Linked DNA regions of Homo sapiens: region 2 is linked to region 1. Evidence: read pairs that join two places in POLR2A ChIA-PET (ENCODE). Cell type or tissue: MCF 10A. All regions are shown on one strand. Region 1 overlaps FOXK2 (forkhead box K2). Region 2 holds the start of RAB40B (RAB40B, member RAS oncogene family).

Region 1 (2,500 bases):
CAACCTCCACCTCCCAGGTTTAAGCGATTCTCCTGCCTCAGCCTTAGGAGTAGCTGGGATTACAGATGCCTGCCACCACACCTGGCTGATTTTTGTATTTTTTGTACAGATGGGGTTTCCACATGTTGGTTAGGCTGGTCTCGAACTCCTGACCTCAGCTTATCCACCTGCCTCAGCCTCCTAAAGTGCTGGGATTACAGGTGTAAGCCACCGTGCCCGGCCTTGGCCTTCGTGATTTCTGATGAGAAGTCAGCTGTTAACAGTTATCCAGTCGCTTATCTCTTGCTGCTGTCAAGATTCTCTCTTTTTTTGTCTTTTGGCTTTCAACACTGATTAAAATGTGTTTCATTTTGGGTCCTGTGAGTTTATCCTACTTGGAGTTTGTTGAGCTTCTTGGATTTGTAAAATTTTTGTCTTTCATTAAACTCGAAAAGGTTTTGGCCATTATTTTTTCAGACATTCTTTCTGCCCATTTCAAACTTCCATGGTTGGTTGGTGAGCTGACATCTCACAGGTCCTTTAGGCTCTGCTCGTCTTCTTTGTTCTTTCTCCTTTCTGAGGAGACTTGCGGGAGCAGAATCTCAGTCTTCCCATCTTCAAGTTTCCTGATTCTTCTTGTGCCTGCTCAGATGTGCTATTGAACTGCTAGCATGAGCTTTTCATGTTTGTCATTGTACCTTTTAAAAGCTCCAGGATTTCTGTTTTGTTCCTTTTTATGCTGTCTCTGTCGATAGTCCTGTTTGGTTCACACACACGTTGTTTTCCTTATCTCTTTTAGTTGTGTGTTTTTGTTTTTGTTTTTTTTTTGAGATGGAGTTTCACTTTTGTTGCCCAGGCTGGAGTGCAGTGGCGCGATCTGGGCTCACTGAAACCTCTTCTGGTTCAAGCGATTCTCCCGCCTCAGCCTCCCGAGTAGCTGGGATTACAGGCATGCGCCACCATGCCCAGGTAATTTTGTATATTTAGTGGAGATGGGGTTTCTCCATGTTGGTCAGGCGGGTCTGGAACTCCTAACCTCAGGTGATCCGCCTGTCTCAGCCTCCCGAAGTGCTGGGATTATAGGTGTGAACCACCGTGCCTGGCATTTTTTTTGTATTTTTAGTAGAGATGGGGTTTCACCGTGTTGGCCAGGCTGGTCTCAAACTCCTCACCTCAGGTGATCTGCCCATCTCGGCCTCCCCAAGTGCTGGGATTACAGGTGTGAGCTACGGTGCCCGGCCTGTGTTTTTATTTAAGTTTTTGAGCATATTTAAGGCAGTTGTTTCAAAGTCTTTGTCTAGCAAATCCAGCATCTGGCCTTCCCCAGAATAGTTTCTGTCAGTTTTTATTTCTTTGACTGAGTCATACTTTCCTGTTTCTTTGTGTGCCTTGTGATTTTTGTTGTTGTTGCAAACTGGACCTGTGATGATGAGAACGCAGTAGCTCTGGAAATCAGATTCTTCTCCTTTCCTTGGGTTTGGTGGGGTTTTTTGCTTGCCAAAGGATATAGGGGCCCTTTTATTTAACGACTTTTCCAAGCTATTGTTATTGCAGACTATCTTCCTTCGTTATGTAGTCACTGAAGTCCTTGTTCCTCAGCTTGTGTTTAGTTGGTGTTTTGACAAAGATTTCCTTGAATGCCAGGAACTCTTACAGTCTTTACGAACTGGCTCTGTGCCTGAGCCCTCCTTGAACTCTTGATGGGCTTGCCCTTGGCCTAGGGATCAGCCCAGAGTGAAAGCAAGCTCGAGGCCGAGGAGGTCTTCGCAGAGGGGGCCTTTTGCCCTGGGCATGTGTGTAGCTTTCTGAATTTTCCAGCACACACTGAGGCCTCTGAATGTCCTGATTTCCCAGAAACACACCCAGGTTTTCGCCTTAGGCAGTCTGTTGTATGTTGGGACTGTAATCTTCTGCCCCAGGCATCTGAGAGTTAAATGGGTTTGAAATGTTTTTAAGCTTTTTTTGGCCTTGGATCTGACTTAGGCAAAACAGAAGAGGAGTGCCTTGTGTCAGTCAGACTCCAGACACATTAGAACAGACACACACAATACATTTTGAATGAGGTCTCCAGCAGCTTCTGGTAGGCACTTAAGGTTAGAAAACATTGTTTAGGAAAAGAATAGAATATAAAGCTTAGCGGTTGGTTGTAGAAGGTTCTTGCTGCTGGATCCACTCAGCTCCTGGGCAGTTGGTGGGGGCCAGCCTCCAGCTGACCAGTGAGTGGGATGCTGGGCTGGAGCTGCTGGTATTATGTTAGGAAGGTTATTCCTGAGAAATTCAGATACTTGTTGACTGAATTGGTATGATGCTTATAGTCTTTCTTAAATGATTAAAGTTTAACATATTATTAAATTTAAAAATATTGTGAAATAATACTTCTTGTAGAACATTTAGACCGTAAAAGTGGATGTGAAAAATTATCCATTGCCGGGCGGGCACGGTGGCTCACGCCTGAAATCCCAGCACTTTGGGAGGCTGAGGTGGGCGGATCATGAGGTCAGGAGTTTGAGACCAGCCTGGC
Region 2 (2,500 bases), 160 kb after region 1:
ACCCGCTCTCCGGCCGCTGTCGTGGGGGGTCCCCTCTTCCGCACGCGAGTCACCTGTGCTCCTTCCTCTCCCCCGGACACGCGGGACCCCTGGCCTCGGGACCGGACCCTGGTCTCCCCTCCCCTCCGACCCACGCGCAGACCCAGCACCTGGGCGCCTGCTCGCCGCGCTCCGCCCCAGGAGCCCCGGAGCTCGCGTCCCCTCCCGCCCCTCCTGCCCCGCGGCCGAACGCGCACTTGCGGACTCGAGCCCCCGCCCCGGGTCCCCACAGCAGCGGCCCCAGGTCGGGAGGAGCCCAGCGCCCGGCCCAGCCGCGGGCTCCCGCTGCGCGCAGACTGCGGAGAAGGATGGAGACTGCGCCGCGGGGCCTCGAGTGGAACTGGGGGTGCAACAGGGACGCCGCAGCACGAGGGCCAGGGCCGGGCGGAGAAAGGCCCGCCCGCGAACCGCGCTCCTCCTCAGCCCCGCGCCCCCGGACCGGGACTCCTACCCTCCCCGGCCACGCGCCCCGGCCTCTTCCCGACCCCTGCCCGGTCTCGCGTCCCCGGACCCGGACCCCCACCCGCACCCCCTCCCCAGCCCCGCGCCCCTCCCCGGCCCCGCGCCCGCACCCCGGCACGCCCTCCGCCCGCGCTCACCCGCCGGGTGGCCGTACGGGGACTCGGCCGCGCCATCCTGCAGGCTCGCCAGGATCTCGCCCTTGCCCACGTCGCTGTCGCCCACCAGCAGGAACTTGAGCAGAAAGTCGTAGGCCCGGACCGGGCTGCCCAGGGCGCTCATCGTGACGGCCCGGCGCCCCCACCCATGCCCGGCCTGCGGGGCTGAGCGCAGAGGCGGCGGCCCGGCCCCGAGAGGCGCCGCGCGGGCCCCGAGTCCTTGCTCGCCTCCGGCCCCGCCCCGCCGCCCAGCGCTGACAGCGCGCATCCCCGCCCGGCCCCGCCATTGGTGGACCGCAGTTGCTAGGGCAGCTGCGCGCTTTCACTGGCTTGGTTGTCCGTCCATCTTACTCTCGTCACCGCCTCCGGGCTGTCGCCCACCCGCCCCTCCTGAAAGGTCGCTGTCACCACAGCCAATGGAGGCCCGGAGACGGGGCAGGGGCGGAGCCAGAACAAGCAGGAGGCGGGGACTCTGCTCCCGCAGCCAATGGCGGGGCGGGGTGGGGGCGATCAGGGGGTGGGGCCGGGTGTTTACACTCTCGCGTGCGCCCGTGAGCGCCACGAACTCGCTCCCACGGTCGTCGGGTCTGCACGCCCCGAGTCGGGAGGGGCGAGGGGCGGTGCAGGGTCCCAGCGTGGGGCCTCCCCACCTGCCCACCAGGGAGACCTCGGGTGCCTGGCCGGGTGGGGCTCGGGGTCGGTCCAGTTGGCGGACGCGGCCGGAAGGCCCCCGCAGGCCGCCTCGCCGGAGGAGTCCCTGTCGCCGTAGAATCCAGGCTCGCGGTCTCTCCCCACGGTTCATCCAGGGCCTCGTCGTTGCCCCATTTACGCGGCGTGCCTGAATGCCTGTGTGTGCACATGCGCCTGTGTACGTGTGCATGTGTTCGTGTGTGTGCATGTCTGCGTGTGCATGTGTGCCTCTGCAGATATCTGCACATGTATGTGTCTGCGTGTGCATGTGTCCCTCTGCAGGTGTCTGCACATCTATGTGTCTGCGTGTGCATGTGTCCCTCTGCAGGTGTCTGCACATGTATGTGCGTGTGCATGTGTCCCTCTGCAGATGTCTGCACATCTGTGTGTCTGCGTGTGCATGTGTGCCTCTGCAGGTGTCTGCACATGTATGTGCGTGTGCATGTGTGCCTTTGCAGGCATCTTTGCATGTGTGTGTCTGCGTGTGCTGCTTCTATGCATGCGCTCCTATGTGTGCGTGCGCTTGTTTGTGCATCCATGCATGTGTTTGCGTGCGTGCTGGAGGAGAGCATTGGGTGGGACCCTCCAGCCTTTTGGCTTCTCCTCTGCTCTAGAGAGCAAGGGTTGCCAGGCCGAGGTCTGCCCTTCGCTCTGAGGGTCTCACCAGGTGCACATTGGTTTATTTGGTGCAGAATTCAGGCAGCAGGCAAAGGGCGAGCTCCGTCCAAGAAGAAGGATAATGCCCCCACTACTTCATCCCCTCCACCCTGCGTTGTGTAGGGAACTGCTCTAGACCCCATTAGAAGTTTTTTGTGGGGGAGGAACAGAAGAGGGAGCGGAAGAAGAATTACAAAAGAGACTGAAGTCAAGATTATTATATTTGTCATTTGCATTCATTTGGACCTAGAAAATGTTTACTTTGGAATGCCAATTTAGTTTGCAACACCTGTTATTCATTGGTTGATTAGTTGCTTTAGTTACTAATGCAGCCACATTTTTTTTTTTTTGAGACAGAGTCTTGCTCTGTTGCCCAGGCTGGAGTGCAGTGATGTAATCTTGGCTCACTGCAACTTCCACCTCCTGGATTCAAGCCTCCCAAGTAGCTAGGATTACAGGCATGTGCCACCACACCCAGCTAATTTTTGCATTTTTAG

Evidence for each region. ChIA-PET counts read pairs that join two places held together with the same protein. Peaks named below come from ENCODE experiments on the same cell type or tissue, not always from the same donor. Only the 100,000 strongest peaks of a DNase experiment are listed, where the experiment ranks them.
Region 2: POLR2A ChIA-PET joins it to region 1 with 5 read pairs; 3 of 35 experiments call an interaction of 5 or more read pairs at or near these places.

The regions. Positions count from the first base shown.
Region 1 is chr17:82,534,958-82,537,457 of GRCh38, forward strand. The region is part of intron 1 of FOXK2 (forkhead box K2); the gene reads left to right. Among named protein-coding and RNA genes, the nearest start is that of FOXK2, 16 kb to the left of the region's middle. RefSeq lists an enhancer at 426-1,011. In MCF 10A, no CTCF peak of the experiment used is centred here; DNase peaks (open chromatin) are centred at 1,374 and 1,654.
Region 2 is chr17:82,697,817-82,700,316 of GRCh38, forward strand. RAB40B (RAB40B, member RAS oncogene family) reads right to left here and starts at 882. Exons shown (of 6, transcript NM_006822.3): 1 at 639-882. The coding sequence starts at 780. RefSeq lists silencers at 611-1,040, 1,061-1,450. In MCF 10A, no CTCF peak of the experiment used is centred here; a DNase peak (open chromatin) is centred at 1,015.